Regions from separate parts of the Homo sapiens genome. Here region 2 is linked to region 1. Evidence: chromatin loops called from intact Hi-C (ENCODE). Cell type or tissue: OCI-LY7. All regions are shown on one strand. Links, peaks and the distances in the headings refer to the core of each region. The heading gives the core; the rest is flanking DNA.

The links. Peaks named below come from ENCODE experiments on the same cell type or tissue, not always from the same donor. Only the 100,000 strongest peaks of a DNase experiment are listed, where the experiment ranks them.
Region 2: a loop joins it to region 1, with 7 times the contacts of the local background. A loop is called at or near these places in 11 of 110 quality-filtered maps.

The regions. Positions count from the first base shown.
Region 1 is chr10:33,004,809-33,016,007 of GRCh38, reverse strand. The region is part of intron 2 of ITGB1-DT (ITGB1 divergent transcript); the gene reads right to left. Among named protein-coding and RNA genes, the nearest start is that of ITGB1-DT, 28 kb to the right of the region's middle. In OCI-LY7, for the core only: CTCF peaks have their summits at 5,418 and 7,088 (motif pointing right); a DNase peak (open chromatin) is centred at 7,107; H3K4me3 peaks cover 259 bases.
Region 2 is chr10:33,126,755-33,137,953 of GRCh38, reverse strand. No RefSeq gene overlaps it. Among named protein-coding and RNA genes, the nearest start is that of IATPR, 16 kb to the right of the region's middle. RefSeq lists an enhancer at 2,988-4,187. In OCI-LY7, for the core only: CTCF peaks have their summits at 5,160 (motif pointing right) and 9,072; a DNase peak (open chromatin) is centred at 5,163.

The sequences.
Region 1 (11,199 bases), core at 2,143-10,142:
TGTGAAGTGAGAAAACATTTCTTGCTTTGTCTGTAGTTTGTGGATCTCTGAAGCCTTTCCTTTTCTAATAGATGACTAATAGATGGTTATGGTTAGACCAAGACCCGAGGGATGTTTTACATGAGGCTATTCCCACAGTGTGACTGTCCACAACATGCTCTTTCAAGGCATGGGAAAAAGAGTCACCACTGCCTAGGGAGAGAAAAGAATTAGAAGGGCAGCCTCCCCCTTGAGAGTTCAATGCAGTCCTTTAAGTCCAGCAATTGAATCTTTTAAAAGGCAGAACTCTGTTCTAATCAATCAAGCTTTCATTTCCTCTGGCAATACATTCCCCTTGGCACTCAAGAAATCAGAAACTAGAGCCTTGCACACGAAAAGTCAACACAGGATTTTCTGCTAAGTTGACTTGGTCTTACGAACCCACCCAGAATTTTCTGTCAGCAAGAAACCATCTATCAGTCCAAGTTTGTCACGTTAAATGGAAAAGATGTGGTTTGCATCCAGGACTTAAGGAATATAGTTTCTGATATGTTTGAGAAAAATTAAAGATAAGCAACAACCTCGAACATGTTTTTCAACCTGTCATTTCTGGTTATATAGTTTTGTGATGTCTGTGTCCAAGGTCTACTGACTAGACAGACATTCCAGGCCATACAGGTTCTGATCCTAGTTACTTAGCACAGCAAGTGGCTTTGCAGATGTCGTTGGCCGATAAAAGGCTAAAAAACCATGGGCATGATTCTAGTCTTTTGTCTTCCTCATTAGCACTTCGTGTGAAGTGATAGGAAGATTCCTTAAAATCAAACTAACTCATACACAGTGAAATTTATACTAAAAAACTTTTTTTAAGAGACAGAGTCAGCTGGGTACGGTTGCTCATGCCTGTAATCCCCACACTTTGGGAGGCCAAGGTGGGCAGATCACCTGACGTCCGGAGTTCGAGACCAGCCTGGCCAACATGGTGAAACCCCATCTCTGCTAAAAATACAAAAATTAGCCAGGTGTGGTGGCAGGCGCCTGTAATCCCAGCTACTCCGGAGGCTGAGGCAGGAGAAGTGCTTGAACCCAGGAGGTGGAGGTTGCAGTGAGCCGAGATCGCGCCATTTAACTCCAGCGTGGGGGACAAGAGTGAGACTTCGTCTCAAAGAAAAAAAAGAGAGTCTTGCTGTGTCACTCGACTGGAGTGCAGTGGTGCCATCATAGCTCACTGCAGCCTCCGACTCCTGCACTTAACTCATCCTCTCATCTCACCTTCCCCAGTAGCGAAGACTACATGTGTGCACCACCACACCCAGCTAATATTTTTTAATTTTTTGTAGAGACAGGGTATCACTGTGTTGCCCCTGCTGCTTTTGAACTGCGAGACTCAACCAATCCTCTCACCTTGGCCTCTCAAAGTGCTGGGATTACAGGGATAAACCACCACGCCCAGCCCACAAGACATTTCCCAGTGGATTTTTTCCCCAAGGTTTCCCACGGAAACTGTGTCCAGAATTGGTGGGTTCTTGGTCTCACTGACTTCAAGAATGAAGTTGCTGACCCTCGCGGTGAGTGTTACAGCTCTTAGGGGGGGACGTCTGGAGTTGTTCGTTCCTCCTGGTGGGCTCGTAGTCTTGCTGGGCTCAGGAGTGAAGCTGCAAATCTTCACGGTGAGTGTTACAGCTCATAAAAGCAGCATGGACTCAAAGAGTGAGCAGTAGCAAAACATATTGCAAAGAGCGAAAGAACAAAGCTTCCGCAGTGGGGAAGGAGACCCGAGTGGGTTGCCAATGCCGGCTCCGAAAGCCTGCTTTTATTCTCTTATCTGGCCCCACCCACATCCTGCTGATTGGTAGAGCCCAGTGGCCTGTTTTGTCCGGGCGCTGATTGGTGCGTTTACAATCCCTGAGCAAGATACAAAGGTTCTCCACCTCCCCATCAGATTAGTTAGATAGAGTTTCAACACACAGGTTCTCCAAGGCCCCACCAGAGCAGCTAGATACAAAGTGCCAATTGGTGCATTCACAAACCTTGAGCTAAACACAGGGTGCTGATTGGTGTGTTTACAAACCTTGAGCTAGATACAGAGTGCCGATTGGTGTATTTACAATCCTTGAGCTAGACATAAAGGTTCTCCACGTCCTCACCAGAGCAGCTAGATACAGAGTGTCGATTGGTGCACTCACAAACCTTGAGCTAAACACAGGGTGCTGATTGGTGTATTTACAATCCCTGAGCTAGATATAAAGACTCTCCACGTCCCCACCAGACTCAGGAGCCCAGCTGGCTTCACCTAGTGGATCCCGCACTGGGGCTGCAAGTGAAGCTGCCTGCCAGTCCTGCACCGTGCGCTCGCATTCCTCAGCCCTTGGGTGGTCGATGGGACTGGGCGCCGTGGAGTAGGGGGTGGTGCTCGTCGGGGAGGCTCGGGCAGCACAGGAGCCCATGGAGTGGGTGGGAGGCTCAGGCATGGTGGGCTGCAGGTCCCGAGCCCTGCCCCGCGGGAAGGCAGCCAAGGCCCAGCGAGAAATCAAGCGCAGTGCCGGTGGGCCAGCACTGCTGGGGGACTCAGTACACCCTCCGCAGCCACTGGCCCGGGTGCTAAGTCCCCCACTGCCCGGGGCCAGCAGGGCTGGCTGGCTGCTCCGAGTGCGGGGCCCGCCAAGCCCACGCCCACCCGGAACTCCACCTGGCCCGCAAGCGCCGCACGCAGCCCCGGTTCCCGCTCGTGCCTCTCCCTCCACACCTCCCTGCAAGCTGAGGGAGTGGGCTCCGGCCTTGGCCAGCCCAGAAAGGGGCTCCCACAGTGCAGTGGGGGGCTGAAGGGCTCCTCAAATGCCACAAAGTGGGAGCCCAGGCAGGGGAGGTGCTGAGAGCAAGCGAGGGCTCTGAGGACTGCCAGCACGCTGTCACCTCTCAAAACTTGTTCAGACAACATTTGAATTTACATAAGAGTAGAAAAATAATATTTTTGCACACATATTCCAAGAGCTGAATAGTCAATATTATTATGACATGGGTGGAGTTAGTACCTTTTTTTTTTTTTTTTGAGATGGAGTCTCACTCTGTTGCCCAGGCTGGAGTGCAGTGGTGCAATCTCGGCTCACTACAACCTCTGCCACCCAGGTTCAAGCGATTCTCCTGCCTCAGCCTCCTGAGTAGCTGAGAATACAGTGGCAGGCGCCACTGCACCCGGCTAATTTTTCTATTTTTAGTAGAGACAGGGTTTCGCCATCTTGGCCAGGCTGGTCTTGAACTTCTGACCTCGTGATCCATCCACCTCGGCCTCCCAAAGTGCTGGGATTACAGGCATGAGCCACCACACCCGGCCTGGAGTTTGTATCTTAACACACTGGTGTATGAATATTCAGTGGATAGTGAAGTCACACGGCCTTGGCTTCAGAACTGGCACCCACCCACCCTCACCACAACCACCAAGCTATGAAGAATGTGGGGTTGGGGAGACATTTGACTTTCTAAGCCTACAAAAGAGGGCTCTGAATAGCTGGTCTTCCCTCCCACCGGCCTGCTGGGAGAACAGAAGAACACGAGGTTTGCAGTTGTACTTGGTGTTGTCGTCACCATCTGGGCAGTTCCCAGTGGGAATAATTCTGGGCTCTTCTTGAGTCCTCTGCATCTGGTACATTACATGGCAAGTTCCTAGTTGGTTTCAATTCTCATTTTAAAATCTCTTGCCACTTTTATCATGAAACTTTTTAATAACTTGGTCGAAAACCAATATTCTTTCTTTTTTCTTCAACTTTTAAGTTCAGGGGTACATGTGCAGGATGTGCAGGTTTGTTACATGGGTAAACCTGTGCCATGGTAGCTGCACGGACCATCCCATCCCCTAGGTATGAAGCTCAGCACCCATTAGCTATTCTTCCTAATGCTCTCCTTCCCCCTGCACCCCCGTGCCAGGCCCCAGTGTATGTTGTTGCCTGCTATGTGTCCATGTGTTCTTATCATTCAGCTTCCACTTTTAAGTGAGAACATGCAGTGTTTGCTTTTCTGTTCCTGCATTAGTTTGCTGAGGATAGCAGCTCCCAACTCTATCCATGTCCCTGCAAAGGACATGATCTTGTTCCTTTTCATGGCTGCATATATTCCATGGGGCTATGTGCCACATTTTCTTTATCCAGTCTATCACTGATGGGCATTTAGATTGATTTCATATCTTTGCTATTGTGAATAGTGCTGCAGTGAACATACGCGTGCATGTATCTTTATAACAGAATGGCTTCAGTGAACACACGCGTGCATGTATCTTTATAATAGAATGATTTATATTCCTTTGGGTATATACCCAGTAATGGGATTGCTGGGTCAAATGGTATTTCTGCCTCTAGGTCTTTGAGGAATCACCACACTGTCTTCCACAATGGTTGAAATAATTTACATTCCCACCAATAATGTAAAAGCATTCCTTTTTCTTTCCAATCTTGCCAGCATCTGTTGTTTGTTTGTTTGTTAGTTTTTTGCTTTGTAATAATAGCCACTCTGACTGGCATGAGATGGTATCTTATTGTGGTTTCAATTTGCGTTTCTCTAATGATCAGTGATGTTGAGCTTTTTCTCATATGTTTTTGCCGTATGTATGTCTTCTTTTGAGGAGTGTCTGTTCATGTCCTTTGCCCACTTTTTAATGGGGTTTTTTTTTTCTTGTAAATTTTAAAATCAATCTTCTTTATATGTCAATAGTATTATCATAAAATAGAAGTACTAATATTGCATTTCATGACACTTCTAGGTGCAATTATAAAAGTCATTTCTGGCTGGCTTATAATCCCAGCACTTTGGGAGGTCGAGTCAGGAGGCTAGCTTGAGCCCAAGAGTTTGAGACAAGCCTGGACAACAAAGTGAGACTCCCACCTCTACAAAAAGTACAAAATCAACCAGGTGTGGTGGTGCACACCTGTAGTCCCAGCTACTCAGGAGGCTGAGGCAGGAGGATCACCTGAGCCAAGGAGATAAAGGCTACAGTGAACTGTGATAGAGACACTGTACTCTAGCCTGGGCGACAGAGCAAGACCCTGTCTCAAAGCAGAAAGAAAAAATAAAAGTCACTTGTTACAACTATGCATTTAGATTTTCCTTAAACAATCAATTTATGCCTCTCTCTACTGCTTTTGTTTGATTAATACACACGATCATTCTAAATCAGTAGCATTGCATAACAATCTTGTTAACATCTATTTTCTAGGTATTTAATGGACTGATTTCATCAAGGCCATCCCTCTGAACTCCCTGAGTGTAGACATGATATTTTCATTTTACTACCCTGTGCTCCTGCCCAGCACACCCAAGCCTCAGGGCCCAAGCCAGGCATGGAAGAACAAAAGCATCCAAGGAGGCTTCATGGTGCAATTCCAGATGGAAAATGAATCCATCCTGTGGCCAGAGGAGGAACTACCTAGAAATTCTTCCCGACTCCGGTCATTCACTGACAACTCGTTAAAACACCCTTTCGCATGGCAGTGGTTTTTAATTATTCCTCATGTGCCTGTGAGCTCCAAAACCACAGGAGACCTTCCAGCAGGCTAGGAGGGCAGGAAGCAGTTGGAGCCACTGTGGTTTAAAGGAGTAAACAAGCCAGTTCAGGTATTTGGATGAGTGCAGAGGGCTGTGCCGGAGAATGTCATACATGCCCAAGCACTCGTTTGTGGTTTTCAAAAAGGACAAATGGGTGTGGGCTGAAAGTGTGGCATCGCCACCCAGAAAGAACTGAAATTGCCACCCAGGCTGCATAAGCACACACCCTGATTATCATCTGTTGTCTAGCTGCTCCTCACAATATGAGCTTGTGCTCGTTATCTAGAAATCGATCTGAAAATAAATACAGGCTTAGTGCATCACTCTATCAGTATGATGACCGTGGGGTGCACCAGGAAGGGGACTAGACAAGGAGGAAATACCCAGAGCTCCTGTCCTGGCACTGCCATTCCCAAGAACAAGTCTTGAAAATGCTCTGGGCTTCAGCGTCCTCGTTTGTAAATCAGGAATTACAATACCAGCTCCATCTTCCTTGCAGAATTATGAGCTGATAAAGAAAACCAATCGACAAGTATCTTACTGAGCTCACAGTGCTCCCAAACATGTAGACCCCGATGAGGGCTTGAAAAGGGATAAGAAATGGTATCTGGCCTGGAATATTTCCCAATAGATTTTGGATAAGATGAGACTGAAGCCTGTGTATCAATAGTAAACCATTTGACAAGTATTTGCACAAGCACACAGTTATAGAATATAACCTATAACCCTCATAGGATTACTCAGACAAGGGAGAGTGACATGGAGGGGCAACAGCTGGGCTGGATCCTACAGGATGAAAAGGCTTCATCTGGCAAAGGGAGGGAAGGACAGGACCCCATCTGAAGACTCAAAGGCTGCAATGAGCAACACTTCTTCAATGGGCCAGGGAAATGAAAATGTAAGGGTAGGATGACACTGGATTAAAGTAACAGTGAAATCAGATGGAGGAGGTATTTGGAAAGAAAGGGAAATTGAGTTCTAGGGTATTTTCAAAAAATAGTGACAAGTTTAAGGAAGATGAATCTAATGACAGTGTGTAGTCTGGTCAGAGCTAAGATGGAAACTGATATGGAAAAGCATCTATTGCTCACTCTTAGTAGCAGTAAGAAAAAAACTGGTAAGACTAGATGACTTACTAGATACAAGGGAAAGAGTTGGGTTAAAGTTCATTTAAATTTTTTAGCAGGGGGATTACAAGAACTTCTGCTCATTTGAAAGTCAGCAATACGTTCTTGTTTGCTTTGCTTTATTGGAGGATGGGGCCATTTAAAGCCATTGCTCCACATAGTATTCTGATTGCAATTGACTCATATGAATGACAATAATATTCCCTCACCAAGCACAGCTATTTATTACGTGGTTCTGTAAGTGTGGTTTTCTTCCCATCTTGATTTTGCATCAACTCCTGTTCTGTTTTGCAACAAGTCTTCAGCATTATATCATCTTGTTTTTTTTCAACCTGTGGAGCTCTGAAGCTCGGAAAGTAGAATCATCTCATAGAATCCAACAATCTTTATTTGAATCAATGCGGTTTCTGAAGTTTAGCTACCAGAGCATAGTGGCAAGGCGCAAATCCATTTTTGTCCACTAGGTGACAGACAAGAACTACTTTCTCTGCATCCCGCTGGAAAAATGAGAGCCACAATATGGAAAAACTAAGCACTGTGGCTCATACATTTCTATTTGTCTTCTGAACTTAGAAAAGGAAACACCAATTGGTATGCCCAATATCGCTCTGTAGTCCACTGAAAAATGCCGGAAGGGTTTTCAGACTACTGAGTTGGGGTACGGGTACTTTTGCTTTTTGTGTGGTTTTTTTGGAGTTTTTTGTTGCTTGATTGACGTCTTTGTGTTTTGTCCAGGTGAAAAATAGTGGCAGGAACAGATAATGAAGGTGGTAATGATAGTGTTATAAAGTGAGACTATATTGATTATAATGTATTAATTTTTAATTAATTCATTCATTAATTTTTTGCAGTCAGGGTTAAGGGGAGTGCCGGTGGGAAAGGCAGTGGGAATTGTGCAGGTGGAAGACATGATCAAGGTGAATAGCAATGAGACTGTTCCCAAAGGCCATACAGCCTTTGCCACCCTTTTCTAAAATTATTTTTTGAGACAGATTCTCATTCTGTTGCCCAGGCTGGAGTACAGTGGCACGACCATGGCTCATGGCTCACTGCAGCCTCAACCTCCCAGGCTCAAGCGATCCTCTCAGCTCAGACTCCCCAGTAGCTGGGACTGCAGGCGCACAACCCCACATCTGGCTTATTTTATTTTATTATTTTATTTTATTTTATATTTTATTTTATATTTTATTTTATTTTATTATTTTATTTATTTTATTTTATATTTTATTTTTATTTTTTATTTTATTTTATTTTATATTTTATTTTATTTTATTTTATATTTTATTTTATTTATTTTATTTTATTTTGTTTTATTTTATTTTATTTTATTTTATTTTATTTTATTTTATTTTATTTTATTTATTTTTTGAGACAGAGTTTCTCTCTTGTTGCCCTTGTTGCCCAGTCTGGAGTGCAATGGCGCAATCTCTGCTCACTGCAAACTTGGCCTCCTGAGTTCAAGCGATTCTCCTGCCTCAGCCTCCTAAGCAGCTGGGATTACAGGGGCCCGTCACATGCCCAGCCAGCTAATTTTTTGTATTTTTAGTAGAGATGGGGTTTCACCACGTTGGCCAGGCTGGTCTTAAGCTCCTGACCTCAGGTGATCCGCCCACCTCGGCCTCCCAAAGTGCTGGGATTACAGGCATGAGCCACCGCGCCTGGCCCTATTTTTACTTTATTTTAGAGACGGGGTCTCGCTATGTTGCCCGGGATGGTCTCCAACTCCTGGCCTCAAGTGATCCTCCTGCCTTGGCCTCCCAAGGTGCTAGGATTACAGGCAAGAGCCACTGTGCCTGGCCCCTTTTAGAAATGCCCTGGCAATCCAGACAGGGCTGAGAAACATGACTAAAAGTTACTTTACGGAGACATCTAGTTTATTCTTCTTCTGGATAGAACTATACTTAAATCAACAGTACAATGATGCTGACAGTGGGCTTCAAACCTGACTCTAATATTGAATTTCAGCTGGGCATGGTGCTCACGCTTGTAATCTCAGCACTTTGGGAGGCCAAGGCAGGAGGATTACCTGAGATCAGGAGTTCAAGACCAGCCTGGCCAACATGGTGAAATCGTCTCTCTACTAAAAACACAAAAATTAGCTCGGCGTGGTGGTGTGTGCCTGTAATTCCAGCTACTTGGGAGGCTGAGGCAGGAGAATTGCTTGAACCCCGGAGGCTGAGGTTGCATTGAGCTGAGATTGCGCCACTGCACTCCAGCCTGGGTGACAGAGCAAGACTCCATCTCAAAAACAAACAAAAACAACAACAACAATTGAATTGCTTCGAACAGTGGAGTAAGAATGGTTTTAATCAACATCCATTGAGTGTGTATTTTGTCTAACATACTCTACAGTTAGTATTCTTCAATTGATGTCATAACTATCACACCCACCCAAAGGAACTTAAAACTTACTGAAGCTTGTGAGACTGCTGCATATTTTTAAATATTCTAACAACATTCAGTTTTCTCCTACACACTTTCTAACAATATCGACAGCAAAATAAATATTGCTGCATTTGAAAATGAAATTTGAAAACAAACCTCTATTTACAACTCCCTTGGTAAAGTTTCTTTTTGTTTGTTTGTTGAGACAGAGTCTCGCCCTGTGGCCCAGGCTGGAGTGCAGCGGCGCCATCTCAGCTCACTGCAACCTCAGCCTCCTGAGTTCAAGCGATTCTCCCGCCTCAGCCTCCTGAGTAGCTGGGATTACAAGTGCACACCACCATGCCCGGCCTATTTTTCTATTTTTAGTAGAGATGAGGTTTCACCAAGTTGGCCAGGCTGATCTCGAACTCTTGGCTTCAAGTGATGTGCCCACGTCTGCCTCCCAAAGTGCTGGGATTACAGCCATGAGCCATCACGCCTGGCTCCCTTGGTAAAGCTTCTACTATTTTTAGGTAACTGTTTTGAAGATACGTTGTTTTCCTCTCCCAAAAAAGCAAGGAAGACCAGCTATTTAAAGCTAATGAGATCACATTAAAAAGATAGAAATAAATATTTTTACACATTTCCTTAAATCTCAGCATTCTGAATAACTTGGGCTTTCTTTTGATCAACTTCACTAGGAAAAAAACTAACTGATTTGGAGTGATGTTTCCACAAATAGGACTCCCATACATGCTTGCTCATGCCCTCCCTTGAACTTCCTCTGCTGCTTTCTATATATTTAAAGTGGAATGGAAGTTTATTACATGAAAGCAGATGGTGTTTGGCCCTTGTAAAGAAAACCTAAAACGCAGCATGGAGCGACATAAGCACAGTGCCTCCCCCTGCAATTATGTATTTACATCTAAGCTGTGCAATTTAGGTGTGACTTTGGGCAAGACATTCATCTGAGCCTCAGTTTCCCCGACGAGTAAAGGGCCTAGATCACTGACCCACACTTCACTAAGTTTTGGTGAGAATCGCGGGCGCTAACAGCACTCCAATTAAGGTCAAGCACTATGCAAATAGGAGCAGCATTTTTGATGTTGGGAAAGACAGCGCGGAGACCCGGGCTGGCTTCCAGAGGGTGCAGCCCGCCTGCGTTCCCGGGCTGCCGGGCCGCGTCACCACCACCACCGAGCCCGCCTGCGGCAGTGCAAACGCAGTGAGTCATCCGCAGGGCGTGCGGAGTGTGCCGGCTGGGTCCCTGCAGCCCCCAAGCCCGGAGGGATGCGGGAAAATCGCTCTTGGAAGATGCAATTGCTTTAATAATCGACTTTCACCCTTAGTAGCAGAAAAACGACCGTGGCCACAGTACCACAAAGTCTCTGGTATGTGATTTCACTTTCCAGTTTTCCTGGGGAAGCCAGCGGCCTCTGCTTGGGAGCATTATTACCATATATAGAGAGAAATCTGCCTAGTGGGGTGAAAAAAAGAGCCCAGGAGAAGCCTGAGTCAGTTGCCTTAGGTAAGAGTGACTATTGCCAGGGTCAGGATGAGATCTGCCCGTCAGCCGACTTTATTACTAACCCTGTGAAGTTGCAGATGATTCAAACAGCAGAAAAGGGAAGTGTTGCAAACATCAGCACACTCAGGACATCTAACCCGCAGGAGAGGCTGTGAAGCAGTTATTAAAATTCTGGAAAACAGATGAAAGAGACTGTTCTCAACCTTGGGGGGAAAGAAACGTTCCTACCTTTATTTCTAGATTTTTTTTTTTAAGAAAACAACAACAAAAAATTCTAAATAGAAGCAGTTTAGCTAATGATCTAGGACAAAAATCTCTGTGACTTTGAAGCACTGCTGTAGGTTAAAAAATAATGCATCACGTGAAACAGTAGTTTTGAGACCAGCCTGGGCAACAAAGTGAGTCCCCGTCTACAAAAAGTAAAACTTTTTAAAAATTAGCCGGGCTTGGTGGCATGCCTCTGTAATCCAAGCTACTCAGGAGGCTGAAGCAGGAAGATCCCTTGAGCCCAGGAGTTGAAGGCTGCGGTGAGCTATGATCCAGCCACTGCACTCCAGCCTGAGCGACAGAGTGAGACCCCCATCTCTAAAAAAATAAAAGTAGCCGGCACAGTGGCTTACACCTGTAATCCCAGCACTTTGGGAGGCTGAGGCGGGCAGATCACCTGAG
Region 2 (11,199 bases), core at 1,092-9,091, 120 kb before region 1:
GCTGAATGAATGCATGCATTCATTACTTCACTCTTCTCTCCTTCCCTCTGCATGAGTGAGCGGCTCCTCCTCTTCTCCCACCCATACTGTGGACTTCCAGGACCTCCAATCCTGAGTGAGCATCAGGATGACTCAGGGTTGGGCTGAGGGCCGGGTCGGGGAGGAGCCAGGTTTACAAGCTCATGTCCCTGATTAGACTGGGAATTCCTTGAGGGCAGGGACTGAGTCTCTGGGAGTTCTCACCTCCTGGCTCCCAGCACCTGTTCCGTAAATGCAAAGTGTCGCCCAGAGAAAGTATGCACTCGGCATCTATGGGTCTACTCCTCAGACTGTCTGACTCTGAGACTTGTTAGATCTTGCAGTCCACAGAAGCACTTTACCCAGGTTCCTTCAAAACATCTCCTATCAAGGAGTTTCATCCGGGCTTCTGAGGACCTGGCTTGAGGGAAGGAAGGGGGAATTCCTGACTTCAACATTCCTCACTGCTCTGGACATAAGGGTTCACTTCTGGGGGCACAGGCACGCCCAGCCTCCCCTCTGCTGATGCAGAAAGTGGAGCCGTATTTCACGTTTTGTTCAGGCCCCTCACCCCCAGGGGCCCACAGCCTGGCAATCGATCCCAAAGCCTCTTGCACCGCTCCTCCTAGATGGCCCTAGGACCTCAAGTTTTGAGGGAACAAACATTCTGGTCCAGTACCCTAGAGAACCCGAGTCAATATGGTAGCATGTACGTGAGCCCAACTAATCCTGGGAAACAAAGTTCGTCCCTATGATGAGCATAATTTTCAGAAGGAAGATAGTATATTTTGTAGGAAAGAGCATGGGGTTTGGAGGCCTGGGACTTTGGTTTATGATCTTACAATCTGTCTCCTCTTGCTAGCTTTGTGACCTGTGGTGACTCACTTAGCTTCTCTCACTTATAGATCTGACATCTGCAAAGGAGCATATTAAGCATAGCCACCTCCAGAGTTTTTGTTAGATGAATCAGAGCACAGATCCGTCTCCCTGACTGGTTGCTAATTAATCTGTGTTGCTAATTAACCTTCCCTCCCCTGCAATCCACACCCCAAGCCCTTGGTCATATCACTGCATTGTCCAACAGAAAGGAAGTGTAAGAAATATGGATTCTTCTTTTAAAACCCTGATAAATTACTTAATGGAAGGTGGAGGAGGTTAGGTCTGTTTTGGGTTGAAATGGGTTTTCATGAGTGAGTTGCAGATCACTTAGTCCCCCATCCCTCCCTCAGTTTCCCCTGGAGAGGCTGCACTCCAAGCATATACCTGTCTCCTATCATGTGGAATCCAAGTCAGCTCTTCGTTTCACATCAGCAGGCTTTCTCTTCAAAACAACCCCACTTTGCTACTACATGACCCCCTCTTATACAGAGGAGTTTGCCACAAATTACTCATCAACATGGGTCTGGGCACATAATTGCTTCATCTCCCAGGCTTGGCACATCTGTGTAAATAGTTTTGATTAGTTTCAGTCTCACTTAATAGTAACAGTTGTGTGGGCCAAGGGAGGTTAGGCTTGATCTTAGACTAAACCAATTAGCAGCAAGGCTCCCACTCCCCCGTCTTTCTGCCCCACCCCTGCATCAATGCCTGCATTTGTAGCAGTGAACAATCTCTAAGGTGATTGTGCCAAGTTCTAAGCCGGGACTTTCAAAGACTTGCCTGGGTACTGCCGCCTCTGCACATAAACTTTGAGAGCACTGTCCAGTCTGGACTGAGCCTAGCTACCTCTGCTATAAGTCACCTTTAACGTAAGTTGCTCTTTTGGGGGCTTCCATAGTTTAAATATGTTGAAAGTTGGCCTCTAACGTGAGCTTCACCCAGTAGAGCCAAGTTGCATGGTTTATAAAAAATGTTATTTCAGTTATGTGATATCCTTTAAACACAGAAATGCACTGAAAATGGGCCAGGCATGGTGGCTTATGCCAGTAATCCCAGCACTTTGGGAGGTCAAGGCAGATGGATCACTTGAGATCAGGAGTTTGAGACCAGCCTGACCAACATGATAAAACCCCACCTCTACTAAAAATACAAAAATTAGCTGGGCGTGGTGGCAGGTGCCTGTAATCCCAGCTACTTGAGAGGCTGAGGCAGGAGAATCACTTGAACCTGGGAGGTGGAGGTTGTGGTGAGCCAAGATCATGTCACTGCACTTCAGCCTGGGTGACAGAGTGAGACTCCATATCAAAAAAAAAAAAAAAAAAAAGAAAAGAAAAGAAAAAAGAAACATACCGAATATGTAAAAGCTCCCAATTTTAGCTCAGTGGTTACTTGGCAGATATCAACCCAATGACCACAACCAAGGAGGATTGATTGATTGATTGATTATTTTAGATTCAGGAGGTACATATATTTGTTTGTTACATGGGTATATTACATACCAGTGGGGATTGGGCTTCCAGTGTCCCCAATATACCAGTAGTGAACATTGTACCCAACAGGTAAGTGCTCAACCCTTGTCCTTCTTCCATCCTCTCTGCTTTTGGAGCCCCCAGTGTCTATTATTTCCATCTTTATGATCATTCGTACCCATTGTTTAGTTCCCACTTATAAGTGAGAACACGCGGTATTTGGTTTTCTGTTTTTCAGTTAGTTCACTCAGGATGATGGCCTCCAGCTCCATCCACATTGCCGCAAGAATGGTATATATAAACCATGGAATACTACACAACCATAAAAAGAATGAAATCATTATTTTCATTAGTATTCCATGGTGTATATAGACCACATTTTCTTTATCCAGTCAACCACTGATGGGCACTCAGCTTGGTTCCGTGACTTTGCTATTGTGAATAGTGCTGCAATAAATAGGTATATTATTTATATGGTCTCTTTTCCTTTGGGTAGATACCCACTCATGCACTCATAGGATTGCTGGGTTGAGTAGAAGTTCTATTTTTAGTTCTTTGAAAACTCTCCATACTGTTTATCACAGAGTTGAGCTAATTTACATCCTCACCAACAAAGCGTAAGTGTTCCCTTCTCTCCACATCCATGCCAACATCTGCACAACCAAGGAGGATTTAGCAAGAGGATTTTATTCCTTGCAACTAGTAACAAGAACACCTGGGATAACTCCCAAAGCAGTGCCTCCTCGAGCTGGGGGCTAGGTCCGGTTTTATAAGGATAGGGTAATAAGGTGTGATCTGATTGGATTTCACAATGAAGTGATGTCAAAAGCCACGATCTGACTAGATCCTGCCATGAGGTGATGCCAGGGCTCGATCTGATTGGATCCTGATCCTGCCCTGCAGTGTCCGCTTCTTATTTCAGTCCCCACTCCTCAGTCCAAGCACTTAGGTTCCCCTGTGGTTGCATGCCTTGGCTCATCAGGGCATGCTCATGATCTTCAACCTGGGAGTCCCGGGCAACTGAAAAACAAATCACAACTTTGTTACATAAAAGTTGAACCAGATTGGTCTGGTGCAGCTACAGCACTGGCAATAGTGGAGCCATGGGCTGTGTGTCAGCTGGCAGATGAGCTGGCAGATGATCTGGAAATTAAGGTGGCTGTTTTGCCATCCCGTCTCTTTGAGCTGGTGGAGCCTCTAAGCTGGGACTCTGAGCAGAATCTAGAAATGACTGGTTATCTCCTGTTCACTGATACTCGTCGACTGGAAAATATTACTGGGTACTGAACTGGCACAACTCTGCCTTGAAATGACTCAACCTGCATGAGTGGGGTGAGTCATCGCCCTCTGCCACCTTACAGCACAGGCCCCACGTGTTGGTTTTTATTACCCTGCATAAGGTCCAGGCCTCATTCAAGTAGGACTCCAAGGCTGCCTGTCCTCACTTCCTCCATTAGGAAAGAGGTGACGAAGGTGGATAACAATTTTACCACCTGGGGATGTGGATTTCTGCCTTCTATTCGTCATTCCTGACATAGGTTTGGCAAGTCTGTGGGTGCCTTTGCTCCTTGCTCGCAGCTAGAACTGAGAATCCTAACAGCCAGAGAGGTTATTATTTTTCTTATGTTGTCACTAGATTCCAGCTCTGAAATTGCAGGTAATTATCTCTCAATGACCAGCATGCCATCTTTCTCCTCTCTATTTTACACCCAAGCAGGCAGGATGGTTGCTGTATGGTGCATTTTTATTTAATTAGCTAAAAGGCTTGGATCTGCTTCTGTTACCCATAAATTAATGCCCATTGCAGCATGCCATGTTTATTAGTCATGGTGTGGGATTAGATGTCAAGAACAAGAGCTTCATCTTCATCACTGGGCATTGTCCTGTCCAAAGAAAGCAAATGGTTGAAGAGACCAAAAACAATCTGGAAATCCTGTAAGTAGCATCACATAAGCAAAGCAAAGTAGGCTTTGGCAAAGGGAACACATTCAGTCCCCTGCTAAGAAGAGCCACTGCTGAGCTGAAAGCCCCCATAGCTCTGTTAAAAGTGAGTTAAGGATCTAGAACCAGAAATACCATTTGACCCAGAAATCCTATCACTGGGTATATACCCAAAGGATTATAAATCATTCTACTGTAAAGATACATGCACACTTATGTTTACTGCAGCACTGTTCACAATAACAAAGACTTGGAACCAACCTAAATGTCCATCAATCATAGACTGGATAAATAAAATGTGGCACACATACACCATGGAATAATGGACAGCCATAAAAAAGAATGAGTTCATGTCCTTTGCAGGGACATGGATGAAGCTGGAAAGCATCATTCTCAGCAAACTAACACAGGAACAGAAAACCAAACACCGCATGTTCTCACTCATAAGTGGAAGCTGAACAACGAGAACACATGGACACAGGAAGGGGAACATCACACACTGGGGCCTGTTGGGGGGTGGGAGGCTAGGGGAGGGACAGCATTAGGAGAAATGCCTAATGTAGATGACATTGATGGCTTCAGCAAACCACCATGGCAAGTGTATACCTATGTAACAAACCTGCATGTTCTGCACATGTACCCCAGAACTTAAAGTATTTTTTTAAAAAAGTGAGTTAGGGCACTATAGGAACTGGGCAGGACACACAGCCCAGCCTGGTGGAGTGAACCATGAAGGTGATCCTTGAGTTGAAGCCCAAGATTTAGTAAGAGTTGGCCAGGTGGAGGGTGTGAGCCTACCATTCAGAGGGAGTAGACACATGAACACAGGAGAGAGAAACTGCAGGTGGCGCAGTAGAACTGCAGAGGGGAGAAAGGCACCCTGGGTTCTAGAGGGCAAGGCAGCACTGGATCAGGAAGGTCTTACATGATCTGCATGAAGGATTTTAAGCAGCAGAGCAGCATGATCAGAAGTGCAGTTTCTAAAACTTATGCTGGTGGAAGAGAGGAAGAAGGCAAGAGTGAAAGTAGAGAACCCAGTAAGGAAGCCAGGAAAGAAATGCGGACAGTGGCTGGGCTCTGTGTCTCATGCCTATAATCTCAGCGCTTTGGGAGGTGGAGGCAGGAGGATTGCTTGAGCCCAGGAGTTTGAGACCATCCTGGGCAACATACCAAGACCTCATCTCTACAAAAAATAAAATAAAGAAATAGCTGAACTGGTGGCACATGCCTGTGGTCCTAGCTACTAGGGAGGCTGAGGTGGGAGGATTGCTTTGAGGCTGCAGTAAGCTGTGATTGTGCCACTGCACTTCATCCTAGGCAACAGAGTGAGATGCTTGCTTAAATAAAAAAAAAAAAAGAAGAAATGTGGATAATTAGAAACCTAGGCAGTGGTGGTAACAATGGAAAGAGACAGAGCAGACAGATGTGGGGGACAGTGTGGGGCAGGGGATGTACTGGTCTTTGAGGTTGGTCATCTGGGAGAACATCAGAGCCACTCACTGCAACCAGACACCCAGGAAGGGGAGCAGGTCGGCAGAAGAGGGCACGGGAAAGAAAGATGGAATGATGGCATGTTTCATTTAACCCAGGTTGAACTTGAAGCCTTCCTGTCATATACAGTGTGCACCCATGTGGACTAGTCGCACATGTTCAGGTAACTGTAACATCCTCTGTGCCCCATTGTGACCCTTTCTGCCACCCCTACTGGGGACACAGAAGGAGAAACTGTAGTTAAGTGCAGTGTGAGACTGGGGAAACTGATCAGCTGTGATCTAAAGCAGGGATCCTCAACCCCCCGGGCCATGACAGGTACCAGTCTGTAGCCTGTTAGGAACTAGACCAAACAGAAGAAGATGAGGGGTGGGCAAGCAAGGGAAGCTGAGCTCTGCCTCCTGTCAGATCAGTGATGGCATTAGATTCTCACAGGAGTGCGAACCCTATTGTGAACCGTGCACACGATGGATCTAGGTTGCATGGCCCCTTACGAAAATGTAATGATAGACCAGGCACGGTGGCTCATGCCTGTAATCCCAGCACTTTGGGAGGCCGAGGCAGGTGGATCACAAGGTAAAGAGATCGAGACCATCCTGGCCAACATGGTGAGACCCCATCTCTACTAAAAATACAAAAATTAGCTGGGCTTGGTGGCGTGCGCCTGTAGTCCCAGCTACTTGGGAGGCTGAGGCAGGAGAATCGCTTGAACCCAGGAAACGAAGGTTGCAGTGAGCCGAGATCACGCTACTGCACTCCAGCCTGGTGACAAAGCGAGACTCCGTCTCAAAAAAAAAAAAAGAAAGAAAGTATAATGATAAATGAAATGTGCTTGAATCATCCCAATACCATTTCCTGTCCCTCTCTGTGGAAAAATTGTCTTCCACAAAACTGGTCCCTGGTGCCCAAAAGTTTGGGGACTGCTGATCTAAAGCATTCTCTGAATTCACATCAACACTCACAAAACGCATTTGTGCTCATAGAAATGTTATATGGTTCATGAGAAGAAAAAGATAACAATCTTTTAACTCCAATTTAAAGGACTGTAATCAATTTTTTAAAGGTCTATGAAGGAAAAGCTATAGCCCCATTATAAATTCTGAAAAGAGCCAACTGGTCATGATCCGTTTTGCTACTGAGTAAAAGTATCAAGATTCAGGTAGTTAAGCAATAACAATGAAGAATGCCTACTCTGTGAAAAGGCACCGGGAGATACAGAGATATCCATGACGGCTCACATCCTCAAAGTATTTGTCATTTTAAAGGGCATTCAGGAACAGCAATAGCTATAACTAAAGGTATCTATTTCATAAATAGTGTTAGCTAACTATCGTCAATACGCCAGGGTGAGGAAGACTAATTCTTATTTATTTATAGAAAGATAGGATCTCGCTATGTTGCCCAGACTGGTCTTGAAAGCCTGGCCTCAAGCAATCCTCCTGCCTCGGCCTCCCAAAATGCTGAGAGTAAAGGAGTGAGCTGCCACATCTGGCCTGGGGAGATTAGTTTTGATTGGGTTGTGAGAAACCATGAGTGGCTTCACGGGCCTAAAGTCATGTTAGCCTAGGATGCTCTATGAATCCCCCAAGACCTGGCCTTGGAGGACAAGTAGGATTTCACCTAAATTCCACATGGGGTTTTCTTGCCATCATGAGATAAGAAGGTCACAGTCAAGTCTCAAGCATACACAGCATGTCAAACCATATGAAACAGCCATTTTTATAGGTAAAAGATGGTTGAATATTGAACAATTTCATAGAGTTCAATCTAATAATCCAGCTTTATCTGAATTTAGAATTCCTAATATGAGCTGGGGCTCCTATAACCTCCTGCAGAGGCTTGGCTTGTGGTCACCATAAGCATCTTCACATCAGCTGCTGAAGGAGCAACATTCCACAGAGCCCACTCTTTTCCCAGACCAAGTTTACATGGTTTGAAAACTAGACATTTTGCGCAATGCATTGGTGCTGTCTGCCTCCCTCCCGGGGCTCCCAGTCTGTGAACATTAAAAGAAAATCAATAGGATTAGGTCATGTTTTTGATGGCACGTGCACCTGACAGGCCTCGCATCTTAAATTCTCGCTAAAATAAAAGCTCTTAACCCTCTGCAGCTTCTGGGGGATCCACATTAACTTCTCATTCAACCTTTCCTGGAGTAGATTAATCACAAGAGCCGCACCATTATCCCAGCCCTACTTTGCTGAAACTCGCCCAGTGTTGGAAAACTCAGTTTGAACCCAGTCCTGCACCCCAAAGGAGAATCCTCTAAGGCTGGGCTGAGTCAGTCTTTTTGAAGTACACATGCTCTTTGGAGCTGACTGATTGCTGGCACTGTCAAGTGATGAGGATGTCATGATTCCCCGAAGCTGGGGTCATGAACCCAGAGCATATTTTAAAAATGAATTAGAAAACCATTTCAACATCCATGTGGACGTGAGGAGAAAAATTTGTTGATAAATAATTTAAGTGGTCACATGTTGGCCCTGCCCCAGGACTGTGGACACAACCACAGCATGAGGATGGGATTATTGTGCACAGTATATTAAAATTCACCCCACAGATGGCTTTCTATTTTTAAGGAAGAGCCTTATTCCAGAGTTAGAAAGAAGAATGCTTTGGAAACCCAAAGATCCCACAAGCATTTTCAGACGTTACTTCATTGACCTCTGCAGCCATTCAGGGGAATGGCTGTAGTTGGAGACGTTTGAATGCTCCGGCAGAGGGTGGAGGTGGCCGAGGCCTCACCCCTGCATTGGCAGATACATGCCTTGCAGAGGATGACACACACTCCATGACCACTTTAGAGAAAAGACTGCCTCAGCAGCTTGGCATGGGATCGCCAGCTTCTTTCCTTCTGTCCCCACACTGCCAAGTGTGGGCAGAAGAGAAAAAGAAAAATACTTACTAGAGCCGACTCAGCAATCAGAGAGTTTGGTGGTGTGGAAGTGCTGAGAAGTCCCTGGGACCCCATCAAAAAGAAAGCACCCTGGGTGGGCTGGCTAGAGCATTTGGAGGGAATTCCAAGCCCTCGGTCATCATTTCAACTAGATCAGCCCCAATCACATCTTCCTAAACTGTAATCCAACTTCCTCCCTCTCCTCAAGAGGAGAGAGCCCCAAGGGGGTGAAGGGACCTTTCTAAGGGCACAAAGTGAAACAGTAGAAAGCCAGATCTCTGGGTTCCAAAAACCTGGGGAGGGAAAATTGAGCTAGCAGGAGAAAGGAGAGAACCAGAGAAAAAAGAGAAGATGAAAGAAAAAAGTGCAGAAAGTGAAAATAAAGAGTTGCAAGTGTAGGATACTTTTGTGTCCCCACCCTCATGCACTTCCATGTGGCCTGACTGGCCACCAGGTGGGGACTTGCATCTTGGAAGGTGCCTTAAGGAGAGGCCTAAAATTTGGTCACTGCTCTTGTAGAAAGGGAAATCTCGGGAACTGAGGACCACACGTGCCCCAGGCACTGTGCACACGTGGTCTTTTTCAATGAAACTCAGGCCACGCGGTGGCTCACGCCTGTAATCCCAGCACTTTGGGAGGCCTAGGCAGGTGGATCACTTGAGGTCAGGAGTTCCAGACCGTCCTGGCTAACATGGTGAAACCCTGTGTCTACTAAAAATACAAAAAAATTAGCCGGGCGTGGTGGTGGGCACCTGTAGTCGCAGCTACCTGGGAGGCTGAGGTAGGAGAATGGCGTGAACCTGGGAGGCGGAGCTTGCAGTGAGCTCAGATCGCGCCACTGCACTCGAGCCTGGGCGACAGAGAGAGACTCCATCTCAAAAAAAAAAAAAATATATATATATATATATACAAAAATTAGCTGGGCTTGGTGGTACATGCCTGAATCCCAGCTACTTGGGAGGCTGAGGCACCAGAATCATTTGAACCTGGGAGGCGGAAGCTGCAGTGAACGGAGATCATGTGATTGCACTCCAGCCTGGGCAACAGCACGAGAATCTGTCAGAAGGAAGGGGAAGGAAGGGAAAGGAGAGGAAAGAAAGGGAAAGGGAGGAAAGGGAGGGGAAGAGGGTGGAGGGGAGAGGAGTGGGAAAGGAGGGGAGGGGAGGATGGGAGGGGAGGGGAGGGGAGAGGGAGGGGGGAAGGGAAGTGGGTGGGTGAGGAGAGGGAAGGGAAGAAGGGGGAAGGAAAGAAGGGGAAGGGGAGGGGAGGGGAGGGGGGAAGGGAGGGGAGGGGGCGGGGGGGAGGGGAGGGGCGGGGAGAGAACGCAAGGGAAGGGAAGGGAAGGGAAGGGAAGGGAAGGGAAGGGAAGGGAAGGGAAGGGAAGGGAATCAGTCCCTATTTTGTAAACAACTGAACTGCTGCTGCCATGTACTGGGTTTTTGAGGCAGAGACCCCCTCCCCTCCCAACGCTCATGCTCCCCTGCATTGTAAGCGCCCAGGATTCCTGCCCGCCAGTGCAGGGAGCACAGTGGAAGGGTTGTGGAGCAAAGCGGAGGATGTCTGCGTCCAGGTCCACGTGGTGTTATTATTTCTTTTTGTGATTCTAAACAAGAATCTTCCATTTAGCTTAAAACAACCAAATAAGGCAGCTGAGAGGAAGGTAACATTATCTTTTTCAGTATCTTAACCCTAAATGTCCATTTATTTCCCTGGAATAGAGTGTGGATTTTTGGATTTGTTTTTAGCAGGGAAGGGGAAAACATGGGGGTAATGTTGTTTTGTTTTCTTTCTCTCTCTCTCTCTTTTTTTTTTTTTCAGACGGAGTCTCACTCTTTCATCCAGGCTGGAGTGGTGCAGTGGCGTGATCTCAGCTCCACCTCCCAGGTTCAAGTGATCCTTCCACCTCGGCCTCCTGAGTAGCTGGATTTACAGGCACCATGTCCTGCTAATATTTTTTGTATTTTTAGCAGAGATGAGGTTTCACCATGTTGGTCAGGCTGGTCTCGAACTCCTTACCTCAAGTGATCTGCCCACCCCAGCCTCCCAAAGTGCTGGGATTACAGGCATGAGCCACCACACCTGGCCACGTTGTTTTGTTTTCAATTGAGCTGTGGATGGTAAAGATTTCCTGGACTTACTGAACTTGAGGGAATGCGCAGCACTGTCTAAAAGCCTGTGCCTGATTCAGAGGCACTAAAAGAGGCTGTGGGTGATGGGGTGGCATCAGCTAGTGGGGTGGGGTGGCAGAGGGCACGTGGCACCAGTCCCCAGCAGAACCTCCCATATCCTGCTGCTGCCCGCCTCCTCTGGGGCCACAGACGGTATTTCTCCTGCGGGTAGGTGAGTAAAATGTATGGTTTAGAAATGAGGATGAATAGCAAAGAGAAAGTCCTTGAGCATCTAGCTGAGGGTGGCTGCCAGGGGTGAGGGTGTGGGAGATGGGCATCATGGTTAAGAGGAACCCTGAAATAAAACATGCCGTCTTGCTTTGCTTGCTAATTATTT